Regions from separate parts of the Homo sapiens genome. Here region 1 is linked to region 2. A link is an interaction called in ENCODE POLR2A ChIA-PET data of the cell type or tissue named here. Cell type or tissue: PC-3. All regions are shown on one strand.

What was found. Peaks named below come from ENCODE experiments on the same cell type or tissue, not always from the same donor. Only the 100,000 strongest peaks of a DNase experiment are listed, where the experiment ranks them.
Region 1: POLR2A ChIA-PET joins it to region 2 with 5 read pairs; 2 of 35 experiments call an interaction of 5 or more read pairs at or near these places.

The regions. Positions count from the first base shown.
Region 1 is chr4:71,252,535-71,257,534 of GRCh38, forward strand. SLC4A4 (solute carrier family 4 member 4) reads left to right here. Exons shown (of 26, transcript NM_001098484.3): 3 at 2,686-2,865. Among named protein-coding and RNA genes, the nearest start is that of SLC4A4, 68 kb to the left of the region's middle. In PC-3, no CTCF peak of the experiment used is centred here; no DNase peak of the experiment used is centred here.
Region 2 is chr4:71,381,028-71,386,027 of GRCh38, forward strand. All of the region lies in intron 6 of SLC4A4 (solute carrier family 4 member 4), which reads left to right. Among named protein-coding and RNA genes, the nearest start is that of SLC4A4, 200 kb to the left of the region's middle. In PC-3, no CTCF peak of the experiment used is centred here; a DNase peak (open chromatin) is centred at 2,354; H3K27ac peaks cover 1,199 bases.

The sequences.
Region 1 (5,000 bases), 130 kb before region 2:
AGTTTTGAATTGCTCAGCTCAGTGGCTTGATTTCCTCTGGCAGTTGTTGGAAGGCAATATCTTCCTCATCCAGGGAATATTGTATTTTATTGTGCTGTAAGGATGTCTACAAAAAGTTCATTGCCATATGAGTACTAGAGAATGGTAGCTTCGCAGAGGCCATCACTAAGAGTTTTAAAACGTGGTCAAGAGTGGTTGCATTAGACAGGAGTGGGAACAGAGAGTGACTGCAAATGGATATGAGGGATCTTTTTGGATTGGTGGAAATGTTCTAAAATTGGATTATGATGATCGTTGCACAACTCTGTAAATATACTAAAATCATTGACTGTATCATTAAAATGAGTGGATTTTATTGTTTATAAATTACACCCCAGTAAAGGTGATTTTAAAATGCCTAAAATTTGGCATGTCTTGAGAGGAACAACATTTCTGCTTGACCTCTGGGCACCATAGCACTTCACAGTGCAGTGTCAATTCTGAACGCTCCCACACCTGTGTGGAAGTGCACAGGGAAAACCAAGAAGGAGGAGTTGGAGGAAATGGGGATAGACAGAATCTGTTGCTGAGAGGATGCCTATCATCACGATGTGAACAAAATGGCACCACTTATGTGATAATGACAACTCAAAGTAGGTTCCAAAAAGTCAAGTGCATTTCTCTCCAGGGTTTGATGGCTCACTCTCTGAACTGGCCTAACTCTTTCATTAGATTGACCATGATGACACTTCCTAGCCAGTAATCTTACCTTAGCATCTTATCCACCCATATAGACTGTCTATTAAATGATTTGATCAAATGTACTATGCAGATTTGGGTAAATATAATTTAAAAAACCTTTCTATATAACATCATATGGCAATATAGCTTAATTACCATTTTTTGCTTAGCCGCCATATTTAATAAGGTGAATAGAAAATATTTAATGTGATAGGTTTAAAAAAATTTTTCAACCTCTTAATTTGTGTGTGTTTTCTTGAAAACAACCAAGCATTTCGTGTTTGATTTATTGAAGCAATTGGTTGGCTTTGCTCACTTACATTGTTAAGACTTGAGATAAAACTTCAGGACTCCCTCAGTAACTGGAGCACAGGAAACAATTGACACTGTTTCTTAATTCACATTGTTTCTGAGACATTTCCTACTTCCTAGTATAATATAGCTTTCCCATGAGAACCATTTGCTTGCAAATGGTTACACATGATAGATACACTTCTCACTGGCACACATTCTGTGGGGAGAATTTCACTGTGTTTTGTAGTAGCTGAGTTGCTGCGTGTGTGTTGGGAAGGAGGTCCTGCTTTATGTAAAGATGCCTCCAACTTCATTCAAGCATCTGATGTCTTCTTTTGAATACTAACCCATTCACTTAGGTTCTGCATTGCTTAGCTGGAATATCTTTCCTGAAGGAGCATATAATTCTTTGAAGCCTGCCAATTTAAGGAAACACCCCTGCCAATTATGGTGTTTTTAGATATACCCCGTAGGTTACTGTGGAAAGTAGTTCATGACAGTTTGTATCATACATACTGTATGTACATGTATTTGCATGTAGGTACGTGATATTGGCTGTGGCATTGCAAAGTTGTCATCAAGGAATAATTCCGGAAATGGGAAATAAAACCCATAGATGAGAAAATCTAATCTAATTTGCAGTTCAGACAAAAATGTTCACATTATTTCTCAAATGGTAGTTCCTAAAATACAGAAGTTATGCTGTATTTAAAGTGAAAGTAGAAGTTTTTCAATTTAAAAAATGATGTGGAACTTTGAGTTTCTTTCTTTTTTGTCTTATTAGATTTTGTAAAAATAATACCACTTGTCAGTTTTGCAGCTCCTTCCATCTAGAGAGCTGAAAGCATTTCACAATCTTTTTTCCTCATGCCCTTCTCTTCAAGGCAATTTTTGCTGGGCTCGGTTTATTTTTATCATTGCAACAACCAGTTTTTAGAAACTTTTGGAAATGAAAAAAGAAAAATGAGAATGGCACTGTAGCTGACATTCATTTTAGCTGTTTCCTAGTGTGAACGTTTGAGTATTTCTAAAATCTTTTCTCCAAGTATGTCTTATTTTTCTCAGTTTGTCCCAGTTCTAAGTCTCTATTTTGCTGATTAGGTAAAAAAAAAAAAAAGTTTTAATGTAAAGCCTTACCCCCAGCAAAATGACTTTTTGAACTTTGATAAATCTTTATTTTTGCAGCGCCAGCAGCTCCTTTTCCAGCAGGCACTAACCCTACCCAGTATAATCATAGACTCATGTAAGGCTGAAACTGGAGGGCCCTCTAGGGATTACCCAGTTTAAGTCTCTCCTTCTAGAAATGATGAGAGGCCCAGAGTGGTTAAGAGATACATGCTTAAGGTCAGACAACTAATTGATGGCAGAGTATGACAAACATGAAGGATTCCTGATTTCCAGTTTGATATTCCTTGGTTTTCCTAAACAAAAGTAGTCTATCTGGACAGAATTAGAGTACACTCTCACAGAGTCCTAGTGTCAGCCACTAGCTTGAATTATACTGAAGCTAATTGAAAATTGGGAGGAAATTTTATTTTTCTAGAGTTTGCCAAATATAGAATGGTAACGTTGAATTTATAGACATTTTCTTCTGATCTGTGTATCTTGTGCAATTTGTCTGCAGTAGAGAATGTGGTTTGAACTGACTGGTGATTTGTGTACCTTCCTTAGGCCACCATACCATTTACATCGGAGTCCATGTGCCGAAGAGTTACAGGAGAAGGAGACGTCACAAGAGAAAGACAGGGCACAAAGAAAAGAAGGAAAAGGAGAGAATCTCTGAGAACTACTCTGACAAATCAGATATTGAAAATGCTGATGAATCCAGCAGCAGCATCCTAAAACCTCTCAGTGAGTACTCTCTGAGCGTTGGTGCCTCTCTCTGCCTCACTCCCACATCTTTGAGAAGGACACCTTTTTGAATCTTGTGGCTAAAGGGGAGGGACACTGTAATACTGAGATGTTTAGAATCTGTTCTAAAGGATAATGTCTGTGGAGATGCTTTGCTTGTACCAGCAGGTTAATCTAGGAGGTCATCTGGTAAGATTCTGAGTTGATCAGAAAAGGCCTGACTAAGTTTAGGCATAGCTGTGTATTCTACATTTTTATGTGTAATAGGGTAGTATTGCAGATGGTATTTAACTACAGCAATAAACAGTAACTGGAAGACTCTTAAAGAATTTTTTGCATGGTTTATGCTTAGAAATAGGTTCTGTTGAGACAGCAGGTGAAGATGAGAGTGTATGTCTATATATTTACATATCTTACCAAATGTCAGCATTACAGGTGACATAAAACCAGGTTATGAGTCAGGTCAGTGATTTAAATAGGAATTGTGGAAAATCATCCTGTAAGAGAGATCTGTAGAGTGACACAGTTGTTAAGATGTTGAATGTATTAGATGTCATACACTGGATAAAAGTGTTACTAAGAGCAGAATAGCAGGAGGTCAAAGAACACCCTTGAATTCAAGTGATAGGATAGGCTGTGTGTTTAGATGTATGTTTATGTTGCTTTTTGTTTCTTTAATGTGGAGAATATTTGGCTACATGGGCCAAATATTGTGGCTGAACTGAGAATGAATATGTGCAGTAGAAACACATGCCAATTTTGGAAGATTCCCCAACAGGAGTTACACAGTGACAGCTTTTCATGTTGGCAGAGCTCTGTACATTCTTCATGTCTTTGCTACAGTTGCAGAAATATGGACCCTGCAATAAAATGCATTATGGATGGCACAGATAAAGATCGGGTTCAGTCATTGCAGTTGATGACAGGCCAAATTAGAATGAACAGCTCAAGGGTGTTGAAAAGTGAATTTACAGAGTTAAATTAAAGAGGGTGTGAGGCATAGTGATGTGAATTTTTTATAGTCTCACCGTTGGAACTGAGCAGGTGGCTTAGGAAGCTAGAGAAGTGCGGTGCTAAGAGGAGAAATACAGGTGGACCATCGAATTAAAGACAGAAGCTTGGAGGGGAGCTTGAGATGGATCATGAAATCTAAATTAAAAGCATTGAAATAAATTTAAGACTTAGAAGGACCAGAAGGCAGGAGACTCAAGTTATGTACTTTTCACTGAAGTACTGGGGGAAGGTCTGTCTGAAAGGGATCCTTTACATATCGATTAAGGTAGTGGAGTCTGTTTTGAGAAAAGGCCTTAAAATGCACATAAACATGGCACAGTTAATAGTCTGGAGGAACAAAAGATAACATTCTTTTCCAAATAAATGACTACCATTTATCTTGATTTACTCTGTATCCATCTGTCAAGGCCTGAGCCAGTGTCAAGTGTTCTGTCCATTGTGCATGTGATTGTCTACTCTCTCTCTTTCTCTCCTCTCTGTGTCTTTTATAACTTGTCTTTCATTCTTCAGATTAGAACAAGAGTGCATCATCACTATTAATGTTAAAAAGTAAAGAGGTGCTCACCTAGACAAATAGGCCCAGGAATTTTGAGATTAAAATTATATATCAGCTTTTGAGAAGGGCAGTGGAAACAGTGCCAGCAGCACTCAGATAGGTCATAAGGAATGAACAGATCAGGAAGATGCTGAGACCGCATGTGTATCAACCATAGAATACTGTTGCATTCTGTGGCATTTGGGGACCAGTTTGAATACAGCATTTAAAATAAACAAGGCAATCCATTCTCTTTCCCCTCAGAGGTTTCTTCCTGGGGGAATACTGCATTATGTTGTATACTGGTTTTCTGAAGGGATCCTATGGAGAGACAGTTGTTAAGGACTAAATTGTTCAGTGATCATAAAAAAATTATTTATAAGTATGCATTTTACCGTTTTGTTCCTGCTGATCAATGTTATACACTAATATGCCTTTGGCATATTTGATATGAGTTATCCAATTTGACATGAAGATTCTCTTAGAAATTGCTGTATATCCTCAGCTGCTTTGATGGATTGGTAGTTAATTATTTGGTACAGTTCTGTTTAAAAGTCAGAGTTTTTGCACCTAGATATAGAAAGAC
Region 2 (5,000 bases):
ACAGCTGGAGCACACTTACTATTATGGGCTGTGATCAGCTTTTGCCTCAGAAAGAGCCATTCACTGTGATGCAAGCAGTAACCATGGTTACAAATCGAAGTGCAGTCTTACTAGGTGAATGTAGCAGAGATTCAGCATCCTTTTCGAGGATGAAGAACAGGATCAATTCAACTATAATGACAAGCTTTTCCATCTGTAAATGTCTTGCTTTAAAAATCGATTCTTCTAGCACACATTTAAGCTAGGGTCTTGATTTTGGGAATTGCTGTAGGTTTCAAGGTTGAATTATTTCTCCATTTTCCTGAGAGCACCTTTGAATAATTTTTGTCTGAGTTTCTAGGGAAGTGTCTAGAGCCTGTAAGAAAGTGGCACTTCCTCTTACCCAGATAGTGGCTCAGGTTATATTTGTTATTATTATAATAATGACCAAGAGAGCTGTGACTGTTGTCTTCAGTAACAGTGATTATCGTAACCTCAGATTGGGAAGATTCCTTCTCCCTTTAGTGGCGATAATTTTATCATACCCAGTTATAGGGGTAGAGTTTTGGGGAGTATACTAATTCATTCAGATCATCAATTCATTCATTCATTTAAATATTTTTGAGTACTATTCTTTGCTCACTACTCAGCTAGGTGCTGGGAATTTACAATGATTAAGGCAGACACAGTCCCTATCTTAGAGAGCTACCAGTTAGACCTTTTTTTTTGGAGACACGTCTCGCTGTGTCACCCAGGCTGGAGTGAGGTGGTGTGATCTTGGCTCACTAGACTGTTTTTGTTTGTTTGTTTGTTTTTAACCAAGGAACAAGTGATGTTTATGATAACTGGACTAGTTTACTGGATAAAGTGGAGCTTATCCTGAACAAAGTGAGAAGTGCTTGTAGAGAGAGTGGTTCACATCTGAAGGAGGAGAATGAGAACGTAGAGACCGTCGAGGAGGTCGTTAGGTAGTGAGAGATCTAGACATGGCCATAGGAGTGTTGATTAAAGGAACTGGAGAAAAGGCAGCTTAGTTAGTTCATGAGAGCTCCCTCAATACAAATATTTAGAGGAAAGTAGACTTTGGGTGATCATTTTAGTGAAGAAGATATTTTATTGAGACTCCTGATGTTTTTGGTTAAGGAGTGAATGTAATTTTTATAGTTCATTGATTTTCCAAAAAAAAAAAATCAATGATGTGATCGAAGTTTTAGTTTTCCCAGTTTCAGGCTGGCGAAGGCCTGTTGGTGAGGATATAGTCCTCTTATATGAGGAAGCAGGGTTTTTTCTTCAAAGGACCTTTGTACACTAGTTTTATTGGGAGGGATGAGGACTGCAGGGACCAATGAGGGCCTTGTCATGAACATTCTAAGCTAAGCCTGGGAACATATGAAGACATACATTATTTCTAAGGTGACTAATAGAAGCTATACATATTTAAGTGAAAACTAGCTTTTTCTGAGCATCTGTGTACTTGGGTTGGCACTCTGAACACAATCCTCACGCTTTTTCTTGGTCTGTGCAAATGCTACTGCTTACCTGGGATATTGAAACAGTTTACCACATAAAAATGAGCTTTATTAAAATGAAATGGATCACTTCATTAAGTGGCAGGCTTCCTGTCACTCAAAGTATGTAAATGGATATTAGGAGACTGGCTATGTATAATGTTATAGGAGGGAAACTGCTTGGATGAGAAGTTGGTTAGATGAGTTCCAGTTGCCCTTTAACTCTGTGATTCTATGAGCCACATCTACAACATACCCAGTCTCCAGAGAACCCACCTTGTGGGGTATCTAAACTCATTGTTCCACTGTGTTGTGTTCCTGGTCCAGAGATAATGTACAACTGTGGGAAAGTTCTAGTAGTGCTGTACTGGGGGAATTTCTGAAGCCAAAGTTTTGATACTGATTCTGATATGAATTTCTTTCTCATTCTTTGCTTTTCTCTTTACCTTGGTTCAGCAGAAAATGGATTTTTTTAAATGCACCTTTGCCCACTGGCTTAAGCAATCTTTAACTAGTATAACTAGGCCCAGTGAAGCATTCCCACAGCTTTTTTTGCATGGTGATTCATATATTTTACCACTTGCTCTTTTTTTCCTACCGAATTCATTCTCCACACTGCTTTAGTAGTAAATATAGGAAAGTATATATTGCCTTCAAATCAGAATGACAGATACTAGAATGAGCTAAGACCATACTTTCCTCAAGAGAACATTAGAAATTACCATTAAAGAACTTTCTATATCCGTGATGTATATACATAAGTAAGCGAGGTACTTACTGCATTGATTTCTTAAGTAAATAATTACTAATGACCTATGCAGTAAGTGAGACATCTAACATTTTTCCTAGAAGCTCTTGTATTGGTTTGCCTAAAGTCATCACATACCCTCTGTATGATGAATAACAACTACATTTAGGTCTCACTCCTTATTTCTTAAGTCAGCTCAAGATTTCAACCCCCACCTCAGGATATGAATTAGAACTGCAACCTCTCAGTTCTCTGAACTCATTTTCTTAGACTAGAAAATTACAAATGGTGAGTATATGGGATCGCACCATGGCAAATGTAGTTTACTGTTTCGTAAGGATCTTGAGTTCAGAGGGATTTATGCACATGATTACAGGGCAAAGGGAAAGAGAGGAAAACTAACATCTATTGAACAGCTGAGCAAGACACTTCCACATGTGTTTGCTTGCTTAATCCTTATGACATCCTGATAAGATATTTTTATTTCCATTTTACTACCTTTTCTTATTTTGTCTTTTTTCATGATATTAATAACATATTGGCATAATTCTTTTTATATATGTCTTTATGGATCCATTAGGCCCATCCAGAAAGGAGACGTGTGAGCCACCATGCTGTCTTCTCCTCTACTGCCCCCGCTCTGTCGCCTTCCAGTCAGAAAAATAATGCCTGTAGCAGGTAATGTTAGGCAGGTCTGTGTTGCAGAGCCAAATATCTTCACCAATGAGACTTCTTAGAACTAGATAACTTGATGTAATTTAGGAGTAGCACAGTATCAACCAAGAGCTGCAAGCATCTCAGTTCAGCTTGGGCTTTTCAATAAGAAGGAAATCCTGTGGCTGTCATAGCTCTGAACAGAATTTTCCAGAGTAACTCTAGGATCACTTGAGGTCCTGAAGCTATCACATCATTTGGACCCTAGATGGCACTTTAGCTGAATTGCGTAATTAATCTCTCCAAGGGGGAGAAAATGAGTATATGAGCAAGTGCACAATGGGACAGGTTGTACCCTACCTCTCTTCTTTCTCAGACTTACAGCACTTTGGTCTACAGTGTCTTCAGGGTCACTTGGGTGAAAGAGGCATTATGGGTCCAGAGGTGTTTGTGCTCTTCTTTTCTGGAGGCTACTGCTAGAGTTGTGGGTGTCCTATAGTCATTGATTGCTAAGAGTGTATCACTTAAATGAATGTGCAGTCAGCAAGACCTGAGGAGTTTACTGCATGAGGAAGCCAATTGAATGGCCTTTTCCCAAGTCATGTTTTGTGAGCTGTAAATCTAGAGCAGTGAGGAGGGGGCTTGAACCCAGGAGGTTGCAGTGAGGCCAGATCACGCCATTGCACTCAAGCCTGGGCGGCACAGCAAGACTCCGTCCCTCCCACCAAAAAAAAAAAAAAAAAAAATTACCTCATTTGTACACCTTTTTCCTTCAAATACATTTGTATTATTATTTCTAATCCATTATTAATTGCATTTGTAATTTTAAGTAGTAAACCTATGTCTCTATTTTTTATAATTTGCTACAAAAACCTATTTTTGTAGCAAATATTGACAGGGTCTTTTGACTTCTTACCTTGTGAAAAAAGGATGTAGGAGCATCACACACAGGGACCTGTTGGGGAGTAGGGGGTTAGGGGAGGGATAGCATTAGGAGAAATACCTAATGTAGGTGACAGTTTGATGGGTGCAGCAAACCACCATGGCACGTGTATACCTATGTAACAAAACTGCACGTTCTGCACATGTACCCCAGAACTTAAAAGTATAATAATAAAAAATTTAAAAAGTAGAAAAGAAAAACTAAAAAAAGAATGTTAGCATCCCTACTCTTTGCTGCCCCTCTTTTTGCTGCTTCCCTTCTAGACTTCTGTCATTGGTGCTTGTACTTTTTATTGTCAATATAGGTTAGATTTATATATATATATATATATATTTTTTTTTTTTTTTTTTTTTTTTGAGACAGAGTTTCACTCTTGTTGCCCAGGCTGGAGTGCAGTGGCATGATCTCGGCTCACCACAACCTCTGCCTCCCAGGTTCAAGTGATTCTCCTGCCTCAGCCTCCTGAGTACCTGGGATTACAGGCATGCACCATCCGACCCGGCTAATTTTGTATTTTTAATAGAGACGGGGTTTCTCCATGTTGATCAGGCTGCTCTCGAACTACTGACCTCAGGCAATCCGCCCACCTCAGCCTCCGAAAGTGCTGGGATTATAAGCGTGAGCCATCACGCCCAGCCTTTAGATTTATATTCTTGTCTCTTATCTATAAATTTTGTGCTTTCTCTATCAGTTTGTTCTAATGTTAGAAATACATGAATAGAATTTATATCATTATGACTATATGAATATGGTTTACCCTAAAGCTGTGTAATGAACTGTAAGTACATTTTCTTTTGGGTAGTTTTTCTTAAATATGGAGTTTTAGATTGCATTTTAAAAATTGCCTATTGTTACTACATTCCTAAGCTCTTTCAATATCTCAAGGATACTGATACACCTATGGAATCCCTTGATATCTCCTTGCAGATTCGCCCCTCCTGTTAGCTCCTCTCTTCCCTATGTTGCCCTCCTGCTTTACGAGACTGATTGCTTTCCACATCACTGCACAGTGGACATTCTGGCATTGACTTTCATTGTCATCCTGCGTTGGAGACCATATATCTCTTTTTTTCTTAGTTAATTCCCTCATTTTGCTTATCACACTGTCAGTAACTTTGTATAAAAGGACAAATTAAGGTTAAAATTTTTTGGAGTTTTTTTTTTTGGC